2 separate regions of the Homo sapiens genome follow, and region 1 is linked to region 2. A link is an interaction called in ENCODE POLR2A ChIA-PET data of the cell type or tissue named here. Cell type or tissue: PC-3. All regions are shown on one strand. Each heading gives the region's core, and the rest is flanking DNA. Links, peaks and the distances in the headings are about the cores only. Region 1 overlaps ATXN1 (ataxin 1). Region 2 overlaps ATXN1 (ataxin 1).

Region 1 (16,607 bases), core at 3,783-11,782, 110 kb before region 2:
TTTTTTGTCCAATCTGTCATTGATGGGCATTTAGGTTGATTCTGTGTCTTTGCTACTGTGAATAGTGCTGCAATGAACATTTGCGTGCATGTGTCTAAATTTATGGTAGAATGATTTATATTCCTCTGGGTAGATACCCAGTAATGGGATTGCTGGGTCGAATGGTAGTTCTGCTTTTAGCTCTTTGCAGAATTGCCACACTGCCTTCCACAATGGCTGAACTAATTTGTACACTCACCAACAGTGTATAAGTGTTCCCTTTCTCCGCAACCTCATCAGCATCCAACTGGTTATTTTTTGACTTTTTAACAACAGCCATTCTGACTGGTATGAGATAGTATCTCATTGTGCTTTTGATTTGCGTTGCTCTAATGACCAGCGATATTGAGCTGCTTTTCATATTCTTATTGGCCATATGTCTTCTTTTGAAAAGTGTCTGTTCATGTCCTTTGCTCACTTTTTCATGGGGTTGAAAGTAACCTTCTCCCCGCCTCCCCCTGAGGCAGAGTCATGCTCTGTCACCCAGGCTGGAGCATAGTGGTGCAATCTCGGCTCACTGCAACCTTCGCCTCCCAGGTTCAAGCAATTCTCCTGCCTCAGCCTCCCGCGTAGCTGGGATTACAGGCACTCGCCACCAGCCCAGCTAATTGTTTTTGTATTTTTTAGTAGAGATGGGGTTTCACCATGTTTGCAAGGCTGGTCTCTAACTCCTGACTTTGTGATCTGCCCACCTTGGCCTTTCAAAGTGCTGGGATGAAAATAACCTTTTTAAAAATATATATATTTCGGCCAGGCAAGGTGGCTCATGCCTGTAATCCCTGCACTTTGGGAGGCTGAAGTGGGTGGATCCCCTGAGGTCAGGAGTTCGAGACCATCCTGGCCAACATGATGAAACCCTGTCTCTACTAAAAATACAAAAAACTAGCTGGACGTGGTGGTGTGCGCCTGTAATCCCAGCTACTTGGGAGGCTGAGGCAGGAGAATCGCTTGAACCCAGGAGGCAGAGGTTGCAGTGAGCCGAGATCACACCACTGCACTCCAGCCTGGGCAACAAAAGCAAAACTCCATCTCAAAAAAAAAAAAATTCAAAAATTTCTTAATGTTGCCTTCTTAGAGTCTGTATAACCTTCTTCTGGAAAGGGCAATTTTTTTTAACATCTTGCCCATTTATTAGATATTATAAAGGTTAAGATGAAAATGCTTCCCAAGGGCCTGCCATGTTTTTCCTGTCATATAAATCATGTCTGTACGGGCAGAATCACAAAGCTAGAATGGGTCTGAGGACTCCTCCTCTCAGGCAACTTCCTTCCAACTGTGGGCATTCCCTTGGGTGCCCTCTTACACTCACTGATTCACCCAACATTCACTTGGGCACTTCTGCATTGTATGACTCTCTTGAGGCAAACAGGAAAAACCTGTATCTGCCCTCAAGGGGAGTCCCTCCTAGAGGAGGACACTAGCCATACCGTTGTTATGCTGAAGTTGCGAGGTCCATTTACAGAACCAGCCTTATCACTTAGCAATATAGCCCACATACCCATAAAAAAATTCAAGGGCCTAAGTGAGTGGATGATAATGTGGTCCAAAGGTGTGCACAGACATATGCTGAGTCACTTAGTGGGCTGATCAACAGGGGATTCATGGAGGAAAAGCTAACAGAAGTGACCACTCCAATGCATTGATGATATCAGAGCATGACAGGTCAAGAGAGCCTCCTGCAAGTCATCATCTGCTCAACTGTGAATCGGCATCTGAGAAAATAAGCAACAACCTTACCTCCCAAACACCAACATTAAAGCAATGCATTATTAAAATGGAGGTTCTCAGGTAGTAAATGAACACTTTAAAACTCATGCAATCATAAACATTAGAATATGCAGCAAAGAGATAATGATACTTGTCAGAAGATATTAAGACGACATGGCAATAAAAGGAATCTGTTCACAGAGAGAATGATTCTAAATACAAAATGGTCAGATTGATACTCAGAAGTATTGCTATTAATAGAAATAATATTAGAGAGGTTTCATTATGTAAATGGCTCATGTGTCTGCCAGAAATGTACCCAGTAATAATTTGCATTTCTGCTATAGTGAAAATTTCAGGGATGTCTCTTTGTTGGCTTATGAAGGACCCTTTCATTGGTAAGCCACAGTTTTTATAATCATGATAAGAAGGATCACCTATGCTCTTTGTTGATAATAATAATAACTAATAAGACACTCGTGTGTGCCTGGCACTGCGCTGACTGCCGTATGTGCAGCAGTCCTGTGAGGCAGGATTATTATTCATGTTTTAAAGCTGAGAAAACAGAGGCTTAGGTCAACTTTCCCAGGGTCTTAAAGACGATAAATTATGGAGGCTGGATTTGAACTTGAGTCTTTCTGACTCCATGCCCACTCTCCTTCCACTTGCAGCGTAAACACAGTGGCTCAAACTCTGTGGCTTCATGAATATAATGTTTCACAGGGTATGCAGTGATCTTATAAGTAGAAATGGGTCTAGAAAGATGGACACTCCTGGACACTGCATTGCAAATCTCGCTATCTGCTTTCACTCACTGACACCTATATTTGCCCCTTGAGTCCCTTGAATATTGGTGCCACACTCTGCTCAGCTCTTGATATGGTGCAAAGCACTAAAATCACACAGGTGTCACAGCCAAAAATTCTGTATCATTCCAAAGCTGACTTGTCCCCCATCAGTCCCAACTCTGCCCCAGAAGTCTCACTGAAATAAAGTCTCCAGGATACCTGTCTTGCCACTCCTCATTCACATCCTTGGTTTTATGACCCACACTTCTATAGGACTCTCCCTTCTTTAGTTCTAATTATTAAAAGCAGGGTTCTGAAATCCCAAGGTGATTGCAAAACTCCCATCTCAGCCACAAATCTTCATTAGAATGGCTAATCAATAAGAGTTTTGTTTCAGATCCCACCACTTTATTTCCTCTGTATGTTTTTTGAAGAATTTTTCAATTTGCCATGATATAACTAAAACTCAAGCATCAACAGGAAAGAGGAAGAGAAGAGCTCAGAAATAAGCCACTAGTGCTCGAAAATAGGGCATGTGATGTTAGAGCTGGTTTAGAATCCATGCTCCACTGCATCGTAGCTATGGTGGGGCATGGATTCTTATTATTAATTAGTCTCATTCCTTCACTTTTGTCTCACACCACCTGTAAAACAAAAGCAATAATGCTTACTTCATGGGGTAGTGAGGAGGTTTAAATGAGAGGCTACAGCTAATGCTCTTAATGAGATGCCTTCCTTTTCCTCTCTGGCCAGTGAGGGGTGGATCATGTAACAACCTCCTTTCCCTATTCACTCTTCTTCCCCAACTAATCCCCTCAGCCACTGGCACCATGTTCCGCATGTTAGAGGCATCCTTCCTGGGGCAGTGAGACACATCCTGAATCAGCCTTGTCACCCTAAAGGGGACCTTGCAACGTTTGCTCGTGGGTCGACAACACCACACAGAGCTGACATGAGGATGACATGTGACAAGATGACTTAGAGCCTGCTAAATGAACACATGAGCTAAATGCTAGGTACCACTGTGCTTTCCATGAGATTGTTAGGCAGAAGGAAAACACTGAATCTTTGCTCTCCAAAGTTTTGATTTGAATTCACACAGGCAAGATTCTTGTCAATGACCCAGAATCACTTAAGCCCCGAGGGGGCCATGCCACCAGCACAGCAGGGCCAGATCATGAAGCCCCACTGGGATGCGGGGTTGGGGGCTGTAAGGGTCTCGCTGTCAAGATGTGGCCCCACCAGTGCTAAGTTTATAGTGCTCCAAAAGCCAGGAGGGGGGTTAAGAAAAAAAAAATGCAAAAAACAAGAATTACCATGCCACAAACATGAACCTCTACAGAACCTAGAAAATGTGAAATTGGGCCAGGCTCACATCTGTAGTCCCAGCACTTTAGGAGGCAGAGGTGAATGGATCACCTGAGGTCTGGAGTTCGAGACCTCGTCGCTACTAATAACACAAAAAAATTAGCCGGGTGTGGTGGCATGCGCCTGTAATCCCAGCTACTTGGGAGGCTGAGACAGGAGAATCGCTTGAACCTGGGAGGTGGAGGTTGCAGTGAGCCAAGATCACGTCATTGCTCTCTAGCCTGGGCAACAAGAGCAAAACTCCGCCTCAAAAAAAAAAAAAAGAAAAGAAAGAAATGAAAATGTGAAATTGTTAAGACAATTTGGAGTTTAAGGGAAAAGCACATTTTTGAAAGTGGAAAATAGATGAGAAACATAAATACATTTGCTACGCATTGTTACAGTCTGTTATTGATATATGGTCATTTTGTTATAAAGAAACATTTAAAAGGAGGCATGTTTCACCTGTTAACTTGTTTACTTCATAAGATTCTCTTGTTGGGTAGATTTACAGATTTAAGGCACTGCCATAAATCTTTTCAAAACAAGGAAGATTATAAACAAGGTAATTAATTAATTATTTAATTAATTCGGCAAACAAGTCACCCATTGACAAGCCTAGAAAAAAATGCCACCCAATGTTTGTTTTATCAGTTTTCTTTTCCAGTTTTGGAAGGGAAAGCCCTTGAAACAAACATGACCACACGACCCATATGAGTCCTCATTGTAATGTTTTTCCCCAAGCACCCACAATTCCAGGTCCTCCCAATTTGCTTCCAGTTCTTGCCCAAGTTTAAACTCTTAACCAATGCCTACTATCTGCAGCCTCAAAGGGAGCTGAGTACTTGCCAACAGACACCGCCACCTCCCCTCCCTGAGGTTCCTGCCTTGCGAGAGTGTGTCATGTGGCTGCCAGGGCAAGGCAGAAGTGTAGGAAAAGGCACATCTCACAGGTTGTCCAGGAGGATTAGAGCAAATATGTCCAGAGCAGTTTCAAGTTGACTATAGAACCAAGGCTCCGAGCTAATTAATAGAAAGTGAAGCAATGATAGTGACAGCTCAAGGCAAGGGTGTGAAGCTCATGTCATTCGGTAAAGACAGTCCAAGGAAAAAGGACATTTACGCTTGCACCTTATTTGCTTTGCAGACTAACACATTTCTGTTAGAAATATGTCTTTACACTCCAGAGAGATGTTACAAGGTGTCGGCCTGCTACTAATTACAGCAAGCCCGCACTACAGCTAACAATATAACTCTAAATTCACTTGCTTCTGATTACCTACCTGTCATATGAAAGGCTATTCTTCACTCCAGTTGAACAAACCTATTAGATGTCTGGTTTCTTGATGTTTAACTCTCACAAGCAATTATCTCCAGCTTGAAATGCCCTTTTGTCTTCTTTATACAATCACTACTCTTTCTTCTTAGAAAACACAGTTTAAACCACTTCCTCCCTTAATCCATCTAAACTAACCCCATCTAGTTCTGGCATCCATGCAATCAATAGATTTAGCATTTACTTAGCAAGCACTACCATGGATTTCTCTGTAATGAAAAAGTTAATCCTACATATGCCTTATATGTAATCTTGAGCAGGTTCTCCTCTTTTCTGGGCCTCGGTTTTCTCATCTGTAGGAGGATAATACTCCCTACCTCATAGGGTTGTTTCTGAGAATTAAACATTTATTTTTAAAAAAACAGCTTTATTAAGATTTAATTTACATATAACTCAAGTGTATAACTCAAATGTTTTTTAGTATAGTCACTGTTTTGTAAAACCAACATCACAATCTAATTTTAGATTTTCTTCTCCAAAAAAGAAACCCTGTGTACATTAGCAGTCACTCTGCATTCCTCTCCCACCTCCGGCCTCTGCAACCCCCAAACTAACTTCTGTCTCTATGGATTTGTCTATTCTGGACCTTTCATATAAATGAAATTGAAGTATGTGGTCTCTCAATTCACATGATGTTTTGAGGTTCATCTATGTTGTAGCATGTATTAATACTTTGCTTACTGGTTGTTTTTTTCCTGATCAATATTCCATTAAACATTTATTTTGCGTGTGTGTGTGTGAGGAGGATACATATTTCATGAGTGCAGAGTGCTCAGCTCAGTACTTGGAGACACAGCACTCTGAAAATGTCTGTAGCTTTCATTACCATTGGCATTATTACTATCGTTTTGTCACTTTTGTTTACAATTGCACTGGTCTCCACCAGTTGATTATTAAGCTCTAGAGCAGGGGTTCCCAACCCCTGGGCTACAGACCTCCTGCACAACAGGAGGTGAGCAGTAGGCGAATGAGCAAAGCTTCATCTGTATTTACAGCCACTCCCCATTGTTCAAATTACCACCTGAGCTCTGCCTCCTGTCAGGTCAGCAACGGCATGAGATTCTCATAGGAGCGTGAACCCTATTGTGAACTGCACATGTGAGGGATGTAGGTTGCACCCTCTTTATGAGAATCTAATGCCTGATGATCTGTCACTGTCTCCCATCACCCCTAGATGGGACCGTTTTGTTGCAGGAAAACAAGCTCAAGGATCTCACTGATTCTACATTATGGTGAGTTGCATAATTATTTCATTATATATTACAACATAATAATATAAATAAAGTGCACAATGAATATAAATGCATTTGAATCATCCCAAAACCATCCCCCGCTCCACCCTAGTCTGTGGAAAAACTGTCTTCCATGAAACCAGTCCCTGGTGCCAAAAAGGTTAGGGACCACTGGTCTAGAGAGAAGGAGCTCTTCTTACACACTGCCCAGAAACTGAGGATGTGACAGAAGTTCAACGAGAGCTAACTAAACAACTAAGTAGCAACCTGACAAGGGCTCAGACAGCTCCAACTAAACCTACACTGCTGCTGCCGCTTACAAAAGCTCATTCATATGTGTGAGTTCAGGCAAAAACACAGTCGTTATCTGATTCTTTAGGCAGGACATTGACCAGATAAATAAATATGTCTGAATCTGCAGAGAAATAATTTCAAAAGGGCTTCAGAAGGAGAAGGAAAATCCACTGTAGCCAGAAGCATCCAAAAGCATCCTGAAAACATGAGTGGAGGAAGGCTGAGCAGGTGTGGGCTGGGGAGGCAGGCAACCCCGCACAGCAGCCAGCACAAACACAAAGCGACGACGCCCACTGTGCTGGGGAAGCACAGGCAGCACAGTCCGTGCAAGGGAAACGCGGCTCCCTACAAGGTGTTTTCAAGGTTCCGGTTTCCCCAGAGCACAACCCTAACCTCAGGCAGTGCACAGTTCTCCCAATAAAAGTCACTCGCCCGTGGAGATCACCGAACACCTGAATTGACACCACGGGCACTTCCAACCTGTGTTCCTGACCACCCTCCCCATGACCTGCCTCCCTTACATCATTTCTGTTTTCCTTTCCCATGGTCCTGTGACTTCTCTTACTCTTTCAAATGCAAAATGTCACAGCTGAAGGGAAGGAACCTCCAAGGATGATCTGGGCTACTGCTTTCTTCTTCATAGGGGAGGAAACTGAGATTCCAGAGAGGTTGGTAACTTTCCCAAGGTTACAAAATTAGCAGTGCAGCCGGAACTGAAACCTACATTGTGTGACCACTCTCCTCCTCCCAAAGCAATTTAGTTTCCAACTGGACCTCATCTGCCTACTTGTTTCTCCCCCAGCCCCCAGGCAGCCCTTCACTGTGGCTGCTGAGTCATCAGGATGAGCTTTGTTCTCAAGCAAGCCACTGGGACAGGCCCTCATGTCTTGAGTAGGACAAAGTATATTTGGCCACTCCCCACTTTGTGGTCACCCTGCTCTGCCTGATGCATGGGCACCTTCTGCCCATGACAACTGTCATTCGCCCTGAATAGTCTATGCCATCACACCTCCTTATGGCTACTAACATAAAAGGTAAGTGACTAATAAATGGTATCATGAATTAATATGAAACCTTTTATACAGACAAATATTTGATTCCTCAGTTATATTTTCTTGGGATCTTTTCTTCCCAGGTCATAGCAGTGCTGTTTCAACAGGAAATGTCATAGCTTGAATGCCAGGTGCACTTTAAAAAATAATCTAAACTAAATTAGCTTTTACACCTAACGACGGCCTGGGAATAATAAAGGAACTCTTTGAAAAAGGAAGAAAGTGGAGAAATAGGAACACTTTTACACTGTTGGTGGGCCTGCAAACTAGTTCAACCATTGTGGAAGACAGTGTGGCGATTCCTCAAGGATCTAGAACTAGAAATACCATTTGACCCAGCCATCCCATTACTGGGGATATACCCAAAGGATTATAAATCATGCTGCTATAAAGGCACATGCGCACGTATGTTTATTGCGGCACTATTCACAATAGCAAAGACTTGGAACCAACCCAAATGTCCATCAATGATAGACTGGATTAAGAAAATGTGGCACATATACACCATGGAATACTATGTAGCCATAAAAAAGGATGAGTTCATGTCCTTTGTTGGGACATGGATGAAGCTGGAAACCATCATTCTCAGCAAATTATCGCAAGGACAAAAAACCAAACACCGCATGTTCTCACTCATAGGTGGGAATTGAACAATGAGAACACTTGGTCACAGGAAGGGGAACATCGCACACCGGGGCCTGTCATGGAGTGGGGGGAGGGGGGAGGGAAAGCTTTAGGAGATATACCTAATGTAAATGATGAGTTAATGGGTGCAGCACACCAACATGATACATGTATACATATGTAACAAACCTGCACATTGTGCACATGTACCCTAGAACTTAAAGTATAATAAAAAATAAATAAAATAAAATAAAAAAAGAAAAAGGAAGAAAGAAACTAATTGAGCACACTAGAAGTCAACAGCTGTTTCTCCAATTAGAGTCACCTATAACAAGTGAATTCTTAGCAGGGAAAATCACCTTAAAATATCCATGTCGAGTTAGGAAAAAATGTTTCATAAAATAGCTATTAAATTAATTTTCTTGAATTGGCATGGGACAAGAAGCTATATAGTTCAGTTCTGCTAAACACCTAAAAAACTCTGATATACTACAGCTACGCCAGGCAAATCGCAAGTTGTTGGGGGGCGATTCCCAGAAATATGTGAATCACGATTGTGACTCATCAGTTTGGGAAATTTAGGACATGATCACTATCAGTCAAACATGATATTATTATCTGCCAAATGTCCAAGATATAAATTTCCTTGGAAACAGCTGGCAGAGGTAGGCATAGCCCTTTAATTTTCCTAATTTGTGGGCTAGCAGATTTTTTGGAATTTCACATACTAGTATGAAAGAGAAATAAATATGTTTTAATTAATGCATACATATGCACAGTTTAAACATATTCATAATCAGGGGTGGATCCAGTCTGTGAGGTCTGCAGTTTATAAAACTAGTCAAGGGGTAGAGGAGTGTGTATGGGGTGTTAGGGTCTTTAAGAAAAGATCTCAAAGGCCAGCCATGGTCACTCACGCCTGTAATCCCAGAACTTTGGGAGGCTGAAGTGGAGGATCGCTTGAGCCCAGGAGTTCAAGACAAAACTGGGCAACATAGTGAGACCCCCATCTCTACAAAAAAATACAAAAATTAGCTGAGCATGGTGGCATATGTATCTGCTCACAGCTACTCAGAAGGCTCAGGTGGGAGGATCACTTGAGCCTGGGAGGTTGAGGCTGCAGTGAGCCAAGATCACAACACTGCAATCCAGCCTGGATGACAGAGCTAGACGCTGCCTCAAAAAAAAAAAAAAAAAAAAAAACTGCACAAAATTATCAACATAAAATTAGGTACAGGGTCTTACAAAGGGCCTGCAGGAGCGAGACGCCTTGACGCTGAAGTGTCACTAGCTTCCAGATAAAACCTCCTGGCCCACAATGCATGCACACATCACAGTGGTGGGAACACCTATAAATGACCAAGATCAACATATTTCATTATAATTCCCTTCAATGCCAAGTATATGGTAAACACTTTAGTATACATTTTTGCTGAGTACACGTGACTAAATAGAAATGTTTACAAATTATGTTGTCGAGCTGTTAAATGAATTCCAATATGTGGCTTTACTACCTCATCAGGAAAACCTGTATCCCACAGTCATTTATCAGGCAGCAATGTCTAGCTTATGGAAACCCATCTGCAGGTTCCTAAGCAAGTAGCCCAGATTAATATCATAGTGCAGCTAGTCGGTGGCTATAATTAAATGCAGAAGTGGTATTGAGAGGTGAAGCCAGCTGGACTTCTTGGGTCGAGTGGGGACTTGGAGAACTTTTCTGTCTTACAAGGGGATTGTAAAATGCACCAATGAGTGCTCTGTAAAAACACACCAATCAGCGCTCTGTAGCTAGCTTGAGGTTTGTAAAATGGACCAATCAGCACTCTGTAAAATGGACCAATCAGTGCTCTGTAGAATGGACCAATCAGCAGGACATGGGCAGGGACAAATAAGGGAATAAAAGCTGGCCACGCCAGCCAGCAGAGACAACCCGCTCGGGTCCCCTTCCACGCTGTGGAAGGTTTGTTCTTTCGCTCCTCACAATAAATCTTGCTACTGCTCGCTCTTTGGGTCCCTACCATCTTTAAGAGCTGTAACACTCACTGTGAAGGTCCGTGGCTCCATTCTTGAAGTCAGCAAGACCACAAACCTATCGGAAGGAACCAACTCCAGACACAGGCTCACCGCAACCTCCACCTCCTAGGTTCAAGCGATTCTCCTGCCTCAGCCGCCTAAGTAGCTGGGATTACAGGCATGCCCCACCACACCCGGCTAATTTTGTATTTTTAGTAGAGATGGGGTTTCTCCATGTTGGTCAGGCTGGTTCTTGAACTCCCAACCTCAGGTGATTCGCCTGCCTCAGCTTCCCAAGGTGCTGGGATTACAGGCCTGAGCCATTGCGCCCGGCCCCTGGGTTTCTTTCTTAAGGCTTTTGGAGCTCCAAGGGGCCAGGGAAGTGCAGCTTCAACCAGCAGCAGCCATTGTTCTAACAGAAATCTGAAAATAACACATTCACTCTGACATGCCAACTCACTACTTTTAATTGTGGCTCATTAAAGATGTAAATAGAAGAATTATGTTCACCTCTACTACAATTTCATTGCTGCAGTAAAATTACAATGTTTCCTTCTATGCAGAAAGAAATACTTCTTCTCTGAGTAATAGCACCAGAAGTGGAGGCCTATGATTCACCAATTCTCCAACAGTAGGCATCACATGTGACTGCCTGTTGTTGGACAGAGGCAGATGGACAGAACGTTATTTTTTTTTAATGAAAAGAAAGGACACATCAGTTGAAAGATGCAACAGGCGCATCTCATTTTATTGCATTTCACTTTGTTGTCCTTTGCAGATACTGCATTTTTTTTTCAAATTGAAGTTCTGTGGCAACCCCGTGTCAAGCAACTCCACCAGCATCACCTCTCCAACAGCATGTGCTCATGTTGAGCCTCTGCCACATTTCGGTAATACAGTATTTCAAACTTTTGCGCTGTTATATCTGTTATGGTGATCTGAGATCAGTGCTCTTTGACGTTACTATTATAATTGTTTTGTTCACCATGAACCACACACCCCATATAAGGTAATGAACTTAATCAGTAAATGTCATGTGTGTTCTGACTGCTACAAAGACTGGCTGTTCTCTCTCCCTCCTCTCGGGCCTCCTTGTTTCCTCAGACACAAGAATATTGAAGTTGGCCAGGCACGGGGGCTCACGCCTGTAATCCCAGCACTTTGGGAGGCCAAGGTGGGCAGATCACGAGTTCAGGAGATCAAGACCATCCTGGCTAACATGGTGAAACTCAATCTCTACTAAAAATACAAAAAGTTAGCCGGACGTAGTGGCGGGTGCCTGTAGTCTCAGCTATTCGGGAGGCTGAGGCAGGAGAATGGCGTGAACCCGGGAGGCGGAGCTTGCAGTAAGCAGAGATCGTGCCACTGCACTCAAGCCTGGGTGACAGAGCGAGACTCTGTCTCAAAAAAGAAAAAAAAAAAAGAATATTGAAATTAGGCCAATTAATAACCCTAAAATAGCCGCTAAGCATTCAAGTGAAAGGAAGAGTGAGTCACATACCTCTCAATTTAAATAAGAAAACTAGAAATGATTAAGCTTAGCGAGGAAGGCATGTTGAAAGCTGACATATGTCAAAAGCCAGGCTTCTTGTGACTGAAGGGTTAGCCAAGCTGTGAATGCTAAGGAAAAGTTCTTGAAGAAAATTAAAAGTGCTACTCCAGTGAACTCATCAATGGTAAGAAAGTGAAACAGCCTTGTTGCTGATATGGACAAAGTTAGAGTGGTCTGAATAGAAAAGCAAACCAGCCATACATTCCCTTAAGCCAAAGCCTAATCCAGATCAAGGCCCTAACTCTCTTCACTTCTATGAAGGCTGAGAGAGGTGAGGAACTTGGAGAAGAAAAGTTTGAAGCTAGCAGAAGTTGGTTCGTGAGATTTAAGGAAAGAAATCTTCTCCAAATGCTGATGTAGAAGCTGCAGCAGGTTATCCAGAAAATTTAACTAAGATCATTGATGAAGGTGACTACAGATTTTTCAACGTAGGCAAAGCAGCCTTCTATTGGAAGAAAATGCCATTTAAGACTTTCATAGCTAGAGAGGAGAAGTCAATGCTTGACTACAAAGCTTCAAAGGAGAGGCTGACTCTCTTGTTACGGGCAAATGCAGCTAGTGACTTTAGTTGAAGCCAATGCTCATTTACCATTCCAAAAATCCTAGAGCCCTAATAATTATGCTGAATCTACTCTGCCAGTGCTATAGAAATGGAACAACAAAGCCTGGATGAAAGCACATTGGGTTACTAAATACTTTAAGCCCACTGTTGAGACTTAATTGCTCAGAAAAAGATTCCTTTCAAAATATTACTGCTTATTGACAATGCACTTCGTCACTCATCTAAGAGCTCTGATGGAAATATACAAGGAGATTCATGTCGTTTTCACGCCTGCTAACACAACACCCATTCTGCAACCCATGGATCAAGGAGTAATTTTTATTTTCAAGTCTTCTTATTTAAGAAATACATTCTGTAAGGCTATCATTGCCACAGAAAGTAATTCCTCTGATGGATCTGGGAAAAGTAAATTGAAAACCTCCTGGAAAGGATTCACCATTGTAGATGTCATTAAGAACATTTGATTCATGGGAAGAGGTCAAAATATCAACATGAACATCAGTTTGGAAGAAGTTGATTCCAACCCCCATGGATGACTTGAGGGTTTCAAGACTTCGGTGGAGGAAGGAACTGCAGATGAGGTGGAAACAGCAAGAGAACCAGAATTAGAAATGGAGCCTGAAAATGTGACTGAATTGATTGCTGCAATCTCATGATCAAACTTCAGCAGATGAGGAGTTGCCTCTATGGAGGAGCAAAGAAAGTGGTTTCATGGCCGGGCACAGTGGCTCACGCTTGTAATCTCAGCACTTTGGGAGGCCGAGGCAGGGGAATCACAAGGTCCGGAGATAGAGGCCATCCTGGCTAACACAGCTAACATTGTGAAACCCATCTCTACTAAAAATACAAAAAATTAGCCCAGCGTGGTGGTGCGCACCTGTAGTCCCAGCTACTCAGGAGGCTGAGGCAGGAGAATTGTTTGAACCTGGGAGGTGGAGGTTGCAGTGAGCCGAGATCGCGCCACTGCACTCCAGCCTGGGTGACAGAACGAGACTCCGTCTCAAAACAAACAAACAAACAAACAAAAAAACCAGTGGTTTCATGAGATGTAATCTACTCCTGATGAAGATACTGTGAACACTGTTAAAATGACAACAAAGGATTTGAAATATTACATAAACTTAATTGATGCAGTGACAGGTTTGAGAGGACTGACTCTAACTTTGAAAGTTCTACTATGGGTAAAATGCTCTCAAACAATGGTGCATACTACAGAGAAATCTTTCATGAAAGGAAGAGTCAATAAATGTGGCAAACGTCATTGTTGTCTAATTTTAAGAAATTGCCACCGCCACCCCAGCTTTCAGCAACCACCTCCCTAAATCAGTCAGCAGCCATCAACGTAAAGACCCTTTACCAACAAAACGATTATGGTTCAATGAAGATGATCGTTAACAGTTTTTAGCAATAAAGCATTTTAAAATTAAGGTATGTACTTTTGTTTAGACAAAATGTTATTGGATAATTAATAGACTATAGTATGGTGTAAACATAACTTATATGCACTGGAAAACCAAAAAATTTGTGTGATTTGCTGTATTGCAATACTTGCTTTACTGCTGTGGTCTATAAGTGAACCCAAAATATCTCTGAGTGTCCAGGCACAGTGGCTCATGCCTGTAATCCCAGCACTTTGGGAGGCTGAGGTGGGTGGATCACCTGGGGTCAGGAGTTCGAGACCAGCCTCACCAATATGGTGAAACCCCATCTCTACTAAAAATACAAAAATTAGCTGGGCATGGTGGCAGGCACCTATAGTCCCAGCTACTTGGGAGGCTTGAACCCAGGAGGCGGAGCTTGCAGTGAGCAGAGATCGTGCCACTGCACTCCAGCCTGGCAACAAAGCAAGACTCCCAACTCAAAAAAAAAAAAAAAAGACACAATATCTCTGAGCTATGCCTGTGTCTAAAAAATTCTGAACTCTTCCTAACAGGCACTACAGAAATGTAAGCCTGGCCAGCTGCGGTGGCTCACGCCTGTAATTCCAGCACTTTGAGAGGCCAAGACGGGTAGACTGCTTGAGCCCAGGAGTTTAAGACAAGCCTGGGCAACATGATGAAACCTCGTCTCTACAAAAAATACAAAAATTAGCCAGGTGTTGTCGTGCACACATGTAATCTCAGCTACTTGGGAGGCTGAGGCAGGAAGATCACTTGAGGCCCGGAGGTCGAGGCTGCAGTGAGCTGAGATTGCACCACTGCACTCCAGCCTGGGAGACAAGAGTGAGACCCTGCCAAAAAAAAAAAAAAAAAAAAAGAGAAGAGAAGAACGCAGGACTATGAGCCTGCTTGCAGAAATTCTGAGAAGAATTCGGGCCAAATAGGAGTTAAAATAAAGTGAGGGGAAATCAACTCCAAAGAGGCACATGAAACTATGTCTCAGAAAGAGTTCGATCGTTTGTTTGATAAATGTTATTCTCTTCAGTTATTAAGAAGAAAAAAAAATCTGTATCTTCTCTATGCCCATATTCCAATACAACCCAGTTTCTGAAATTAGAATGAGAACTTATTGATAATTACTGACATAATAAAGTATTGATAACAAATACTTTGGAAAAGAACAGTATATTTGAAACACTGTTATTAAAAATTAAATTATGGGCCAGACATAAAAGGACAAATATTGTATGATTCCATGTGGTCCCTAAAATAAGAAACTTCATAGAGACACAGTGTACAATAGAGGTTACCAGGGGCTGGGAGGAGAGAATGGAGTGTTATTGTCTAATGAATGCAGAGCTTCTGTTCGGGATGATGAAAAAGTTCTGGAAATGGATAGTGGAGATGATTGCACTACACTGGAAATGTACATAATGCCACTGAATTGTACACTTAAAAATGGTTAAACTGGGCCAGGTGTGGTGGCTCACGCCCCAGCACTTTGGGAGGCTGAGGCGGGCAGATCACGAGGTCAAGAGATCGAGACCATCCTGGCCAACATGGTGAAACCCCATCTCTACTAAAAATACAAAAATTCCCTGGGCGTGGCGGCATGCGCCTGTAGTCCCAGCTACTCGGGAGGCCGAGGCAGGAGAATTGCTTGAACCCAGGAGGCGGAGGCTGCAGTGAGCTGAGATCATGCCACTGCACTCCAGCCTGGCGACAGAGCAAGACTCCGTTTCAAAAAAAAAAAAAAAAAGGTTAAAATGGTAAATTTATGGTAAATTTTATGGTGTGTGTGTGTGTGTGTGTGTGTATACACACACACTATATATTTATATATATTTTAAAAATCAAATTAAGGACACTTTCAGAGTAGGGTATCTGATGGATAGCCTGGTCCCTGAGACACAGCGTGCTGCTCTATGCTGGCTCTCCAAAGTGGGTGAGAGTGGTGCCAGGAACGGGAAGGGATGATACTGACGTGGCCACTCACCAGGAAAGTAGAGGTCACCATGTCCATTTTCGCAAAGTGAGCACAGCTGCAGGTGAGCAAAGCCTCTGAAAATCAGCACTAGCATGGATGCCAAATATTTACGCTTCCTGATTTAAATGCATCAAGCAGACTTGATATTTTTGAGACTCTTAACGGTAGATCATTTTTGTAGAGCAGATAACCACTCCAAAACTGTTCAAGCTAATAAATACAGATTTGGGCCAAATTTACATAATATGTGCTTGTAGGTTCACTGGCCATGACCTTTGATAGCTGAAATTGAACTTTCCCCTTTCACTAAATGTCATTCCAAATTCCAGGCTGTCTTTGGAAGCAAACACTGCATTGCCTGTTGCCATGTGTCTTTTAGATAATAAACGTGGGTTCCACCAGATGGAAGAAGCAAAGTGCTTGCCCCAAATATCTAGGGTTCCTGCTAGGTACTCACGCCCAAACTGCATCTACTGTGAAGAGTTAGTTGACTTTGCATTCTGACCCAATGCAGGATGCTGGGCTCCTACAAGTGGTTTGTCTGATGGGCTCCCAGAGATGGCCAGCTGCCAGCAGCATCATTTAGAAGAATTCTGGTCCTGAGGACAGATTATTGAAAATAATCTATTTCCATTTAACCTCTGCAAAGTAGACTGGGTCCTTGTGGGGCTTTCGTTTCCTTAAAAGCAACTGTG
Region 2 (16,607 bases), core at 6,268-14,267:
TAAGTAAGAAAACAATAAACCCAAGTAGCAAATTAGTTATAAACACAGAAAGAAAACAAAATAGACGGCATCCAGTTAAGAATTTTGAAAGCAGAATAGGGCTAAAACCTAACAGAACTTTATTCCTCGAGAAGCTTTCTCTTGATCAATAGCCCTAAAATTTTAAGACATTCTGTATTTAAGTCCTTAATGTACTTGGAAAACCTCAGAGTCTACTGAATCATACAGGCCACGAAGAGCCAAAATATTTCAGGAGTAATAGATGTTGCTAAAAATTACATTTGCAGCGAATCCAGGACCAATGCCAGAATGATCTGGGAATTTAAAAAACAAAACAAAACAATAAACACCTAATTTCTCCTTGAGGAGAGTAGAAATGGAGAATAAAAACAGAACTTCCTTTGCTGGGGGCTCTCAATTCTGAAGCTCAGTTCCTTAAACCGCTAACACTGGCTATTAGCTTTCAGCTGGGCTGGTTGACATGGCAAGACCCTTAGAAGGGCACATCCATATTTGTGGGTAATTATGGAATTTCAACAATTGGAAGCAACTCAGGGAGCCATCATGAGGAGAAGAAAAAAGGTAATCTGTTTCAGAAAGTCCAAAATAAAGTGACTTTATTATATACATATTCATATTCCTCCTCTATTATGCAAATAGGTGAAGTATGTGTATGGGTGTGTGTATTGGCAAAAGACTAGAATTTTAAAAAACCAGGATTTTAAAAAAAGCACATCTATGACTGAATTATTTATAGTTGCAAATGGCTTCATAATACCAACCTAGTATTATTACTGCAGGCACTGGCCCTGGCTTAGAAATGTTATTTCATTTAGAAATGTTTCTATTTGTTGTAACACTAGCCACTGTGATGGGGTTTGACCCGTGTCTTTGTCCATAAAACAACCCTATAAGATATGTAAACATGAATTCAATTTTCTTTAAGTGAAAGAAAGCAAAAATATGGTTGTCAGAACAAGAACTGCTTTCTGTGGGATATTCTAGTTAAATGAAAGCTATTCAACTTGAATCAATTGCTGTATCCATTCTCCAATACACAGCAGATTTATATTTCAGAAGGTTTTTGACAGAGAACAAAATGTTACTGAAATATCTCTTCCATTCCTTTTGTCCTACATAACATTCCATGGGCTGAACTCCCAACGAGGGGCATATATTTGTCAGCTTCTGTTTGCACTTGTTCTATTGTAGTTTGTCTTTGTTGCAAATTTTCCATTTTGACCCTTTCCTGACAAAACATTAATATATACATTTTGGTTGTGTTACGACTTGTTAAAAAAAAAAAAAAAAAAAACCCTGACATTTTTATTCTGTACCACCTTGAAGCACCCATAACTTTTTAAAATAAGCCCTGCTATTTAAATCAGTGATCAAATTTTTTTTGTATCTGCTTATGTAAACACTAGAAATCCAGGGAGAAAATTCTTCCAATCCAACAATCCACACATTCCTACACAAAACCAATCACTTGAGTATTTAAAAGCTAGATCTGTGGCGAGAGACAGGCTAGAACTAGCACAAACAAGTCTGTGCAAGATGAATTTATCCTCCACTGCCTCTACTCCAGGTCATCCCAGGACTATGCCTGTGAGCTAATGCCAAGATGGAAAAAAAATGGATGGGTGCCTTTTTTCTAGTGTATTTGTGTAAAGACTCCCCAAGAGCTCAAGAGGGAGTTGCTGCTCTGCAAATGACAAAAGGTGTGTAGCTGCAAGCCAATCAGGCAGAACATTTAACATCGTCCTGGCCATTAATGACTAAGCCTGCGCCAGCTCAAAAGCGGTCGGAAACAGACGTCAGACTATGGGACAGCTAAAACATTGATTCTCAGGGATGTCGTCCAAGAGGAGGTCTCTGAAGCTGGGTGTCATCCTTTAGGGTGGCCCAGAATAAAATGGTGACACATTATGCCTCCTGGCGAGTTCATAAACACTTTGAACGGCAAAGACACCAAGTCCCGGGGACTTCCAACGAAGATCTTGGGGCAAGAAGAGATGTCCACCAGCACTTTCTGTTCTGTGACCTGTTAGAGAGAAACATTCTTAGCTACTCCATCACCAAGCAAAAGTCCCTGCCAGGCTGTATCTCCTTGACTCCTGGGGGAAAAGCTGTAAAGAGATTGAGGAGGGCACCTAAGAGAGAGATAGATGGCCTTTGTCTTGTTTGCAGTTTCACTAATGAGGTTTCCAGATATAAAATCTGGCTTCTGTCAAGTCTAAATGTGAATCAGATTCTGAGTATTTCTGCAACTAACAATATGGTCACCAGCAAACTACTTCTGCAAAGAAAGAAAAGGCTTCATAATAGTTATTGCTTCTGGCACCAAGAGATGGACAGTGTATTTTACTAAAAGATTAGCCACTAGATGTTGTAACAGTAGATACTTAATTATTGGGGAAGTAACTCATGGTTTTTGCAGATACAAATGTCCAGCACCAGCTCCTTCTTGCCTAGCAGAATAAAGCTGATTCACAGGTGGCTGGAAGAGCTTCTTCTAATCTCTTCTGTAACATCTAGTAGAAAGACAGCAGATACCTACACAGAGAAATGATCTGATTGTACAATCTTCCCATCCACAAGGACTTCTCAGAGCAGATGACATTAAATTTCAAGATTCCATATATGAGATCAATTTGATTTCCTGATGTTTTCAACCTTGCTGTCATGGGTGCATTAAAGGAAATACACCTCAAAAAGCTCAACTTTAAAGGTGCAGTGGCTGCAAAATGAAAATCATTCTCTGTTTATCCATCAAGTTTAGGCTCCGGCACTATAAAAACATCTAACATATAATTTTTTATTTATTTATTTATTTTTTTTAGAGACAGGGTCTCACTCTGTGGCCCAGGCTGGTCTTGAACTCCTAGCCTCAGGCGATCCCACCGCCTTGGCCTCCCAAAGCACTGGGATTCGAGGCATGAGCCACCATGCCCAGCCTCTAACATCTAAATTTATAATGAAGCACTGTTTCAAGGGGTAACTGGGAATTGCACATACCCAAGGGATTGGACTCTTGCATTTCTTCACCATTCCAGCTCCATCTCAATATTGTTCTAGGGGGCTAACTCAGTTAAGCAAAGACATGTCTTTTCATCCTACAACTTCGGAAACGCAAATAATTTCTGGGGTATCTTGGCTGTACAAGGAGATGGAGAAGAGAGCTGAACTACAAGTCAGAAAATCAGGTTTACAGCACAGGCTACATGTATTTCTAACCACTGGAATCTAGTAAATCAGTCAACCTCGTAGGTTCTGTTTTCTCCCCTAGAAAATGAGGGTACTTTTCTACTCAAGCAGTCATTATGACTATCCACTGAAACAATTTATCTAAGGCACTCTGAATTCTGTGATGTGCTATTATCAGCTGAGGCAGACTCATGACACATTAACCACTGCACATGGTCTGGATAACTGTGGTTTTAAAGGCTGTAGTTACTAAATCAGAGGCTCAGACTGCAGAATACCATCAAGAGAAAGGGTACTTTTGACTAGTCCTACAAGAGAAACAGGAAACACAGGACTTTCCTCCCAGTATACTCTTTGAAGACCCTGGACATTTAAAATGAGAAAGTTTTAAGAACACTTTTTTTAAAGGAAGTCTCATTTCTTGAGACTTCAGGGCAAAAAGTTAAATTAAGTGCACCCTTCAGAGACAGAAACTTTGCGATTTCAGGTCACCGAATGTTCTCTGTACAGCAGGACAGCCAACAGCTGTGTTTGGTCATTTACACATATTAAAAAACCCTCCCTCCAGGACTTAAAGATGATATGAACTGTGTCATGGAGTTTAGTCTGAGGAAGGCTCATATACTACTGGTGAGACCCACATTTCAAGGTCCTACTCAGAAAGACGTTTCTTCATTTTAATGTTGTTTATTACTCACATTCTGCTAATCACTAGGATGACTGAAACAGCTTTGCAGCTCGCTGGGAGGAAAATTAAAGAAAGTAGTCTTCCTCCTTTTATATCTGTTTACACAGATTGTTAAAATAGTACGGTTCATTTGGACGATGTTGAGATGGAAAAAAAATATAACTTGTTCCTTCTGAAGAGTAGAGAAAGGTTCAAGGGGTTACAGAGGCTTAAACAGAACAGGAAAGCCAAAATAAAACACCGAAATTTGGGCTTAGATGCCATCACCATATTTCCTTCAAACTCAATAGAAAGCAAAGTTGTATGGAAAGAGATTTTTAAATAAATAACCATGGCATTTTTTTCTTCTGTCAATACAATAATAAACTTGTCTTATGGGTCTATGACCACTTACAAAAGAAAAAAAAAATCCAAATCAAACCAAACAAAACTGCTATCTTTTGAAAAGTATCAGATCAGACACCAGAAAGGCAGCAGCTGGGGAACACATTCTTTCCCACTTCCTTAGATGAAGGCTGTCTCCCAATAAAAGCCACAACTTGGGGTCATACTTCTCTCTAGTCTGGGTTGCAGTGACCCAGGCAGCTCCAGAGGTGAACTGGACACAGAGCCTGGAAAAGGGGAAGAATAATCAAAACAAAATTCATCCAGAGTCATTTCTGCCTCCCCTTGGAACCTGCCAGGGCAGGGCAAGGTTAAAAGGGCCTTAGGGTACTCTCCTCTGGGGGTGCTGCAGCGGTCAAAGGACCCAGGGCTTCAGTTTCCAATGGGAGGCATTTCCATACCTGTCAGAATCTCTTAACAGGTTCTGACATATGGTCCAACATATGGTCGCTCACACCATCAACCACAAATGCACTCCCTCCACCTGGAGAAGGCGTCCTCACCTACCACCAACAGTGCAACTTCGAGATGAAGTCATTTACAACCCAGAGGAGATGGATGGTCACCCGGCCGGCCAACTCAAAAGGGCACAGATAAGATTAGATGGACCTCCTACCCCACCGGTTTCATACTTGACGAGCAGGGTTTGCAGAAGAAGGTTTCATGGTCACCCTACCCCTTTAAGCAGTTCTCCTTTCCATGTGGTACCTTAACCTAAATCTAACCAACCAACCTCACTTAGAACTTCAGAACTACTCTCTTCCAGATAAAAGTATCTCCTTGGGATAACTATCTCACTAGAAACTTTCACCTGAGTTGCAGAGTATGACCACGAGAGCACTTAAAGGAGACTGATCAAAGTCAGAAAACAGATGTTAAGAACGTGAACCTCAAATTCATTTATTCATTCGATGCAATAGCTGCATTTCTAAAAATCTTCATATAATCGAAATTCAGTAGGAATTTTTTCAATGAGGAGGAAGACAGTCTTAGACGTTCAAAAACAAAAGCATTTTTCCTGTATTGAATTTCAATAATAATAGTGTTTTGTGTGGTTATAAGTGCAGTACTATAAAACTTAAATATGATTGAGCGAATTCAGCACTCTATTACGTACAGCTTTCTTTCCAGAAAATTCATCATTGGACCTTTCTTTCTCCTTAGCACAGGCTTCTTACACATTTTTGTCACCTTTTCACTCACTGTGTGATGGACAAAGCACAAAGCCAGTGGAACAAACAGGTGCCATAGCTTTTTCCACCACTGTGGTTCACAGGACCCCATGCTGGTTCCTGACCACAATTATACACACCACAATTATATACATCACAGTCCATATTAATAGATGGAATCACATCCAATTTGTAACATAAGCATCACAGGGGGAATGCCCGTATGTATTGCCCATTCACTAGATGCCACATACTGGAAAGAGGGCAGTCCCTCCTATCGCTGGGCCAGGAAAGGGGTTGTGAAGTATTATACAAGGGGAAGAATGGGGTGCTATGGGAACCCAGAAAAGGTAGCAAATAACATAGTCCCTAGTCCAAGGGCTTCGTGAGGAAGAGACTCTAAGCTGAGATTTCAAGAATGAGGGAAAGGTAGCCAGACAGTGCAGAGAGAGGAGCTGGGTTCTAAGGAGGAAGAACAACATGTCTAAAGGCTGGAGCAAAAAACAGAGTATGGCACTTGAAGGAGGAAGTGCGATGGGACCGACGTGGGACGAATACAGGGCAACATGTGAGTGATGAGGCTGGAGAGATAAGGAAGGTCCTCAAAACCTATGGAGCCAGGCTAAGGATTCTAGACTTTATCCTGAGGACCATGAGAACCCAGGGAGGGAGTTAAGAAAAACAGAGATGTCAGCAGATTTCAAATACTAACAAATGTTCATTTTGGCTTCAAAGAGGAAAAACATGTTGGACCAGAACAACAATACATCTAGACAGGCCATTTAGGAGGTATATCATATGCCAAACCACCCCAGCTCAGCAGAGCCACTCAGCTAAAACTCACACTTTGAGACCAGCCTTCCTCAAAAAATTCAATCCCTAGGAAGTTGTTCCCAACCTTCCACTGGAAGAGCTATCCCCGGAGAAGAGCTACAACAGGAAAGGAATCAGGGTAGCATCGTGCCTCTCTGGTTCCTACATGGATGAAAACCAGCGCCAAGGAGCCCATTCCTTAGCAGGGCAGCCTGCTACGTAGCAGAAATGTAAGACAGAAGTTGTAAAGACCCCGACCCCAGAGACTTGGATAATGGTTAGACTTTGGCCAGGCCTGAGATTCCTGACTGATCTCTCTAGGCCCTAGTCAGGGAGGCTGCCAGACATGTTTCTACCCACTGCTCCCAGGACAGGGCTCCCTGAGAAACACACAGGTCAGCAACGGAGGGTTGAGAACTGGGCAGAGAGGATGCCACAGCCAGGAAACCGGCACAGGGTGGGTGAGAATCAAGGAGTGAGGGGCAGGTGGGAGAAGGGGAAAGGGGCCCTTGGAAATAGAAAGACTGGGACTTCAACAGGAAACAGTTCCCAAGGGGAAAAGTGAGCAGAAGAAAGAAAGAGCTATTCCCAGCAAAGCCATCCAGTGGACCACTCGCCAGCCTGGTGCAGAATTTGAGCTGCGGTAATCTCATTTATTCCTGCCAGGTTGGCCCTGGGTACAAGTAGAAGAAAAGAGAGGCTGATCATATAAAAACTTGAACCGTTGTACAACAAAAAGCATCATCACTGAAATGAAAGGACACTGGACTAGGGAAGTAGCTGTAGCAAATAGGACTTTTTAAATGGATTAATATCTAGAACATATAAAGAGCTCATATACATAGATTAGAAAACATCAAGACTTCCATTTGCTAATTGTAAAAAGAACAATTAGTAAATAAACACAGATGGAAATGTTCCATCTCTGAGAGGGATCAAAGGAATGAAAACTTTAAAACCAAAGAGCCTATTAAATTAGCCAAAAAATAGTAAGTCCCACAATTATTAAGATTGAAGCTAGAGACATTCTTATATCATTAGTAACAATGTAAATTGGTACAGCCTTTTAGAAAGCAATTCAGAGCAAGCTCCCTCTAACTTAGTATTGAGCCTTCTGATGTGAGTGTGTCCTCGGTAAATACTTGTGTGCAAAGACATTCGCTGCGGCTTTACAACAGTAAACAATTAGAAACAACTCGAATGTCCAAAAATGATAGGAAACTTAAAAATTAAGATAAAACAACCTGATAGAATGTTATGTGATCCTTGCAAATGAGAACTGTATAGCTGAAGTTACTAAGAATGTTTATGCTAAATGGGAAACACAAAACTGAAAAAAAGATATAAGTTACATCATCAAGAACTAAAAAACAACACATAAAAATGAACTTGATTTATGGACTGGAATGGTGGAATCAAAGGGAACTTTTGCTTTTATTGGCTTTCCTTTATTATTGTAAGGTTTGGGCAATACATGTTTAAAAACATGGTATTTTTATCAGTCATGTGTAGTAAACACTCTTTTCTGTAGAGCAGAGCTACCTGCGGAAAACGTCACTGCCAGGTTAGTGGAGGGTGCTTAGTCCTTCCCAAGAGCTACCTGCAGAAAACGTCACTGACAGGTTAGTGGAGGGTGCTTAGTCCTTCCCAAATTTCAAAGGTCCTTTTGAGATTCAAACTCTGCCTACTAAAACTGGCTGCTCTGAGAAGCTCCTCCTACCCTGACTATACCTCAAATGCAGCACTTTCCTTTGTTCTTGCTTTTTTTATTCAGCTCTTAAATGCTATGCCTTCCGTGTGTGTGTGTGTGTGTGTGTGTGTGTGTGTGTGTGTGTCTGTTTTTATTAGTTATTGAGATACTACCATAAGCAACATCTAGAGAGTGAGTGCACATTTAATCTTTCCAGTGATTCTGTGAGTTAGGTGATATTATCATCCCCATTCAACAGATGAGGAAATTGAGGATCACAGATTTAAGGAATGTGACCTGGACCACAAAGCCAGGAGCCAGAGCCAGAAGGATTCAAGCCTCAATCTCCCTGACTTTAAAGCCTTCATTTTCACCCTCCCTCTCTGTCTATGAAACAAATAAATTAAAACAACAAACCCTCTCAAATGTCACCTTTTCTATTTGCACTAGCTGCCTAAAGAAACTATTAATAATTGCAATGAATCAAGAGGCATCTGTATGAACTGCTTATGAATTAACCAAAAAGACAAGGCAATGCTGCACACACTAATTGGGAAAGTTGACGCAGAAGAGAAAAGGAATTACCTAGAGACTAAAACCTGCACCTGCAGGTAAAACCAAATGACATCAAAACGATTTCTACTTGCAAATTAAAAGCAGAATATGGCCCTTGATATTACTGCTTAGAAAAGCAGAGCTTCTGCACTCCTCTTGCAAAAAATAATCCCACAATCAGCTGAAAGATTCTTTCCAGTTATACTGCATTCCACCTCCAGAAATGGATGTTGTTTGGGACATGGTAGCAAGAACAGTAAAAAGGAGCGGAGGAAGTATTCAGGTATGAAACTAATATAGATGGGGTGATAAATGAATTTAGGCACCGCTTATGACTTACTCTATAAATAATGACATAATAATAGCTAAAATATAAATTCTAATTAAATACAAAATCTAACAAAGTCAAACAACAGCAAATGATGTTTGACAGAAGCAAAGGTCTTGGGGGAGCCGGGAGCAAGAATTACAATAAAATCTATTCATGGAACTGTACAATGTCAGAGATAGAAGAGTCCCGAGAGATCATTTCTTTCAACCTCCTTGTGTTTTGGAGACAGGAAAACTGAGACCCAGCAAGGTACAGTGAGTAGCACAAGTCATCCTGTTGCAGGGCAGGCAACAGAAACTGAGCCTCCAAACTACCAGTCCAACAGCACACCATACTCACTCTGTAGGGTCCTGGAAGACTACTCCATTTGAAACCATATTTTCAAAAGATCATTAAACATTCTATACATATTAAATTCCTTTTTAATAATTTTCTAATGCACAGGGGCACATTTTAAAAAGAAGCCTGGTTTTGATTTCTTTTGGAAAACTGCACGCTGCTCGGTGTTTAATCTGGTATTGAGTGAAATATTAACAGGCCATATAATGGTTTCACTGTTCCTTCAGTAAAGCTAAACAGAACTCGAAAAACATATCCCCCAGGCCTACAGTGGAGTTTCTGGAGCACACATTAAACTCCACGCTCTGCTCAACAAGCCCATCGCTGTTAAGTAACTCATCAGAAAATAAAGAGGGAATTACCAAAGGGGAATTGCCAAGCAATTAGTTCTCTGAAGCAGACGACATACAACTGTTACAGGGAGGAGCTTCCCGGTTAGTCATATGTCAGAGTCAGAGCCTACTAATCTGTAAATAAAAATGCATCACATATGATTACAGCTGTGATGTAGGCTGAAGCTGCCAGGCTAGGGCACGAATAGTAAATCTTGCATCCTCTTCTCGATTTCCGTGGGTCTGTAAAAGCAAGAGATGTTGCCTTGAAGACCAAAAAAAAAAAAAACAAAAGTCCTCAGTAATTTTTCACTCAGTGTAAGAAAGACAATCTGGCCTTCCCTAAGCCAGCTAAGAGAAAGTGATCTTTCTTCTCTATCATCTTGACATGAATGAGCTCAGATTCATTCACTGTTCTAGTGAAGGAGAGAAAATGAGACTGGGCGAGGCAGGGGCAGAGGGGATGTGAGTTCTAAGCTTCCTTATGGCCACCCTGACTAAAGCGTGACCTCCTTTTGCTGCACGTTTTATTCTTAGAGCTTGCGTTCAGCGCCACACCACCACCTATCACACTGGAGAGACAAATAGTTCATATCTGCCAAATCTTGCAAGCTGAGCAATGACCCAGTGAAGTTCTTTTAAGAGTCAAAAGTTCATCATCTCGCTGAGACTCTTGATGCTGAATAACATTTGGATCCAACTTAAGCCAATCCCCTGAAACGGATAAGCAAATTGCCACTGTCATCATTTTCTTCAATTAATAATTATTGAAAGTGCATAGGAATCTCAAGGAGATATGAGTAAGAGTGAAAGAAAGGGAGAAAACACCACAAAGCCTGCATGGGACAGCCTGTGTCAGAAAGCTCATATGTGACTGAACAGACAGGCAGGCATCAAAAGAGAAGGCTCCAAGGAAGGACCCTTCCTTGATCCTGACTTCCTAGACTGTGTTACCTGTGTCATGGCTCTTTAAATATTACTCCAAGCCATGCCTTGCCTTATGCACTCGACTGTAAGCTTCTTAAGGACAGGGCTTAAGGAACAGGGCTGAGAGTGTAGACTGGGATCCAAGCACGATTCTATCACTTAACAGCTGGGAAACCTTGGGGAAATTATTCACCCTCTCTGTGCCACAGTTTCCTCGCCTGTGCAATGGAGAAAATAATGATGCCTACCTCAAAGGACTGTAATGAGGATTCAATAAGTTAATATGCAGAATAGTAAATGTGAACTATTGATCATCTCCATATTCCCTAGAGGGCCTTGTTGGCATAATGCGTCTCATACATTAGATGCTCATTAAATAATTGCAGACAAGAACGATCTGCCCCTGGAGTTGTTTGCTCCATCCCTCTTGTTCCTGTCTTAACCTTCTTGTCTTTGATGAAAGTTAAATAAGTCACTGCTTTTATTCTGAGCCCTTTTGGGCTACACAGAGAGCCCATCCTAACTAACTCAGCACCAAAAAAAAAAACCACAACTTAATCCTCAAATTTTCTCTCATTACATTAAATCAGACTGCTCACTAACATCATCGTAACATCATCTCCAGCCTTCTCTTTCACTTTACATCAGGAAGTCTTAGACTAACTTTCTCCCCAGACCCAAGATTCACCAATTCTATATCTCTTTATTTTCTATAAAGTATAAATGGGAAGCCAAATTGTTCAAAGAGCTGTGTCTAGTAGCTAGGTATATACAGTATACACGCACGCACAAAAACACACACATCTCACATTTTAAAGAGTCTGCAGAAAGCCTCCAGGGAATCCTCTAAAGTTACAAAACACACCCAAATTAATGTGGTTTATCAAAGTACAGTAAATGAATTGCCACAAATGAACAATTGCTACAGAGTCAAGTAGATGGCACATTGTGATTTACGCATATCATGTGAGATGAATAAATCAACGGTAGAAAAGATCAAAGAAATGCTGGAATTGTTGTTAAAACGTACAGGGCTTCACTGAAAATCTTAATAAAACTGTTTAGAGGAAAATAGAAGGATCATTTGTTTAACGAGATACCGCATACGCTGAATTTCAAACGCAGCATTCATTTTTATACACACACACATTAGATTTAGCTAAAATTAGCTCAAGTTCCTATTTTTTTAAAGGTCTTAAAGGAAGAGAGGTTTTGACAAGATTTCATTGAACTGTAGTTCAGCACTGAGTTTCCAAGGTGCCTGAGCTGCAGAAGAGTCCTTATGGCCCACGCATACATCACCCAACTCCTCCAGCCACCCAGCCTCCTTCACCCCAGATCATGAAAAGAAGGCAGACGAAGGCCATGCCACATCAATGTTGAAGCTACTCTCCGCTGCCTCTTACCTTCTCTCTACACATTCTACACCAGCTGACGTCATCCCTGAATTCAGTCATCCCCCTCCTGGGTGTCAAACTTTTTGCCAGGCCCAAGAACCCAATTTCAAAGATCACTTTTATGCCAAGGACTCCTCCAAATTTATCTTCAGACTTGACCTCTCGGCAGTTTTATTCCCATACTCTCTACTGTCTGCTCGAATCCAGAAATTCAGATGTCCACCAGCACCTAGGCTTCAGTCAAAATGTCCTGGTCAGTTACATACCGTGCATTGGCTTGTTATGTCCCAGACACACACATGGCCTTCCTCATGCTCCATCCATCTCTTCCCACAGAAATGCAATCTAGTCAGCAGAGCTCAACTCAAGTGATCCCTCCTCCTCAAAGTCTTTCCTGATCACTCCTACTCAGCGTCACTCTTCTGAATTCCTTCACTGTTAGAACACTGTTAGAACCCCATTCTATTCGTATTCATTATTTCAGAGAGTTTCTTCTTTCCCCTGCCTGACCAGGAAGAAAATAACTGCCTTCCGGTAGCTCTTATTCACTTCCATTCCCACAGCACCATGCAGTAGTTTTAAAAAAATTCACAATGAATAAATGAATGAATCATTTCTTTACATAAATAGTGACTGTGAACAAGTTAGGTCATAACTTGCTATAGCTGTATCATATTTATAAAATAACTAGAACCAGAAAGAACTATAATGTAGGTTTAAGAAAAAAACTGAATGAATATAAAAGAGTACAACATGAATGATACTATTTTTCTGCCTACGTTGAGCCGTCAATCGTGAGGACTGTAATGAGGCCATTATTGATGCAAAATGTTTAGATAATGCTTATAAGCTTTCTTTAAATGCAATCATAGAAAATGTCAGCGCTTAAAATTCAAGGTGACTTTGCGCTACTTCGTCAGTATTTTAGTATTCATAAGACACTTAAACTTGCCTAACATATTATAAAAACCTAGGTCTCTTCTCAATAAGCTGCCCATATTGACCAAGAGATATGACTTTTTGCTGCCTGTTTTTTCACAATAAAATTCTTGAGATATTTCTGTTATCACAAATGACTCCCTTTCAACACCACAGGTTAAAAAAAATGCACGTGTACTCAACCCATTTGCAATTAAACTATTTCCCCAAAGATCTAAATGTGAGGATTTTCAGCCTAGCACATAACCGTTAAAATGAGTATCATCCCTAAGAGATAAAGTAGCAGTAAGACACTCTACCTTTTTCTTTTCTTTCCTCTCTTTTTTTTTTTTTTTTTTGAGATGGAGTCTCACTCTGTCGCCCAGGCTGGAGTGCAGTGGCGAGACCTGGGCTCACTGCAACCTCTGCCTCCAGGATTCAAGCGATTCTCCTGCCTCAGTGTCCCAAGTAGCTGGGATTACAGGAACCTGCCACAATGCCTGGCTAATTTTTATATTTTTAGTAGAGACAGGATTTCATCATGTTGGCCAGGCTGGTCTCAAACTCCTGACCTCAAGTGATTCACCCACCTCAGCCTCCCAAAGTGCTGGGATTAAAGGCATGAGCCACTGTGCCTGGCCCACCCTACCTTTTTCATTCAGCTGACACTTGTAGATCTTAAGAGGCTTACCTTTGCATGTAACTTTAGGTTACATTTCCACTTAAAGAACACCTCTCTAATCCACAGCCAATAAAATGTAAGGAATCCAGTTCCATATTTTACAAGAGTATCGTGTCTGTGATGACTCTTCCCTCCTCCACCTTGTCCCCCACTGGGACTTTTTTGGCTGTTTTTCCTGAGGCATAATACTTCAGTCACTCAGGTTTTTGTTTATTTTTACTCAGACCACAAATAACCACATTTATGCATGCAATTCATCAGTTCATTTTACAACAATCTAAAAAAAAAAAAACCACACATGCATCCCATCAGTCAGAGAGTTGTGATAAATTCAGAATTTAAAATTCAGCAAAAACAAATAAAAGGCTCCTTGGCTTTGCAGAGCCGTAGATGTCTACAGGGTGGGTCCAAAGACCAAGGTCCAGGTATATTTACATATTTCTAGTCATGTATGGTTCAGGAGCAACCATCATAAAACATGACCATAACAATCAACCTGTTGAGGGATAAGTTACTTGATAGCATCTGTTAAAAGATACAAACCATACACCAGGTACTATTCTACCCACAGTATATCTACTATTTTACTCCAGTCCATCCTCACAGCAGCCCTATAAGAAAGTTCTAATATTACCTCCATCTTATACATGAATAAACTGAGGCATTGAAAGGACATAGGACTACTCAAGGTCATAGTGGCAGCTCCAGATCTTAAGTCCAGATGGGTTGATTACGGAGCTCCATGCTCTTATCTAAGATGCCAGAGAATTTATATGTAACTTAAAAATTGGCTCTTACGGTAAAGAGGCAGCTCTTTCTTCAAAGAAATCTGGTCAATTATTGTTTAAATGAACCTGTTATAAAGCAAATATCCATCTACCTCTTGAAAAATGAGTTTTGAAAATTCAAATTTTCAAATGGGAGATTTGCTAAAAGTAGAATGAGCTTCTCACCAACTAAGTCTACAGAACATAACTTAGGAAGAGTTGCTGGAAGACCGGCCGACCCAGGGGTTCCCAAACCTGTGGAGCATCAGTGCCTAGACAGATCAATGATTCCAGCAGGAAACATTCTGATTCATCAAGTCTAGGGTGGAGCTCCAAATTCTATTTTTTTAAGCTCTCCAGGTGATTCTGTTGCCTAGCCAGGCTTGGGAACCTCTAATCTAGTCTGTCTTCACAGTTTCAAGCAGGTCCATTTCCAAGGCAAATAGAAATTGATCCCCTATTTTCTATTTCACAATCTCCCTTGGTTACATACACTCAAACCCTTGTGTTCCCAAGCCCTTACTGCCCCAAGTTCTAGCAAACCTCTTTTTCCTTCCTGATTTAATTTGAGGCAATATCCTCTGGCCCTTTCTTCAATAGAGAACCATGAGTCATCACCATTGCATACACCCTATGTCTGCATGACTCTCCAGGCCAGAAAAACTTACTGTACGTGGGAAAATCAGGAAGTTGTAAAATCCAAACAGACACAAAGAAATTCAAGATTCAACAAATACTGGTTCCCCTAAACAAATAGGTCTCTGTTTTGCTACGCACATATTATACTACAACAGTAATCTAAAATGCAAAAACTGTGACTTAAGATATCTGGTAGCATAGCATTCTTAATTGTATTAAGGAAAACTGACAATTAAAATGATGAGGTTCAAGCCCCAATTGGCAATTATCAATCATCGCAAAGTCAAATGAAAGTCTTCATGAACATATAGATTAAACCAAATAGATAGATACTTTAATCGAAGTTTTAAAAAACAATCTTGGCAATTTCTCAACTTCCCACACTATGCCCAAACAGAGTTTGCAAAGAAAATGATATTCAACAGCCAACAAAGTAAGGGAGCATGGCTAGGAGGCAATTTTCCAGGTCAGGACTTTATCCTCAGATGGAAAACAGAGAGCATCGCAAAACTCTCACCTGACATGTGATGCACTTCCCTGTAGTGGCAGTGGAGGAGGAGATTGCTGTACAAGGATGACAAACAAATCTGCAGCTTGAATGGACCACCCTGGTGACTTGATGCACGATGCTCCTGCAATGGTCGAGGGAGTGCAGGAGAGGAAATCCAAAATGAAAAACAGAATAGACTGCTTTAAAAAATAAGTCCACCTTAAGTGTCTATGCACCGAAATACAAATTTTAAGAACATCACATTCGGCATTCTGTTGTATGAGAATTACACAGATCCCAGCCAGCTCAAAAGGCAGGTCTGGTTTTACTCAACAAGGCTCAGAGGGAGGCCAACATACAAAAAGGTCATCCCTTCCATCAAATTAAGAGGATGGTCTCCCCATTTGAGCCAGCCGCTGTCATTCTTTTCTCCAATGATTCTAGCCAATCATCTGATAAACACATGCTGGTAACTACAAGGAGTATCAGGTGAAAATGGGCATGGATTGAATAGTAATTGAGCCAAAGCCTAATTTTAATGTGGCATATATTATCTATCAACATGCAACTTGAAACACAATGATGAAAGTGCACAGCTATTAGCATACCAGTCCAATGGAATAGAAGAAAGGAAAAAATGCAGAAAAAAAGTGTAAAGTGTGCATTTATATTCACTAAACTTTCCACTAAACTTTATTTAAATACTGAATGTACATCTCATTTTCATTTTGCCACAATTCCTTGCACATGGTTAAGTAAAAATTTTCCATTGTATGATGAATGAGTGAATGTGTGAATGGATGAATGAAAGAAAGAATGAATGAATCTTCCATATACCTTTCCATCAGGGAGCTTGGTGCTTGTAGTAGTTTTTGTGAGGTAAAACCTATGCATAGAAACGGAAGAAGTTGAGGACTCGATCTGCTAACGTATTTTTTTAGCCCTATCCATTAAAATTATATTCTTAAATACCGGTAATTACCAATTATCCACATTAAACAGAAAAAAAAATTTTTTTAAAATCAGTAGCAGGGTTACTATAAAATCATCCCCAAACTAGTGAATGCTGGACTGATTTTCAGTCTTTGATTACTGGAGCTGATCTGCACATTTGCTTAGGCTGATTTTAAACTTAGTTTGGGTTTCCTAAGCTCACGCCAGGTAACAGTAGGAAGAAGGAGGCCCAGGTTTATATTGGATGTCAGAAAGAAACTATTCTGGAGCTATGAATATGATCTCCAATGTGAATAATCCGTAAACAGGTAAGTGAGCCAAT

What was found. ChIA-PET counts read pairs that join two places held together with the same protein. Peaks named below come from ENCODE experiments on the same cell type or tissue, not always from the same donor. Only the 100,000 strongest peaks of a DNase experiment are listed, where the experiment ranks them.
Region 1: POLR2A ChIA-PET joins it to region 2 with 11 read pairs; 9 of 35 experiments call an interaction of 5 or more read pairs at or near these places.

Annotation. Positions count from the first base shown.
Region 1 is chr6:16,628,847-16,645,453 of GRCh38, forward strand. The region is part of intron 3 of ATXN1 (ataxin 1); the gene reads right to left. Among named protein-coding and RNA genes, the nearest start is that of ATXN1-AS1, 120 kb to the right of the region's middle. RefSeq lists an enhancer at 7,362-7,531. In PC-3, for the core only: no CTCF peak of the experiment used is centred there; DNase peaks (open chromatin) are centred at 7,615 and 11,035; H3K4me3 peaks cover 1,039 bases; H3K27ac peaks cover 3,690 bases.
Region 2 is chr6:16,737,875-16,754,481 of GRCh38, forward strand. It overlaps ATXN1 (ataxin 1), which reads right to left. Exons shown (of 8, transcript NM_001128164.2): 2 at 15,359-15,473. Among named protein-coding and RNA genes, the nearest start is that of ATXN1-AS1, 15 kb to the right of the region's middle. RefSeq lists an enhancer at 9,297-9,441 and a cis regulatory region at 9,363-9,376. In PC-3, for the core only: no CTCF peak of the experiment used is centred there; DNase peaks (open chromatin) are centred at 9,637, 12,367 and 13,597; H3K4me3 peaks cover 2,639 bases; H3K27ac peaks cover 5,328 bases.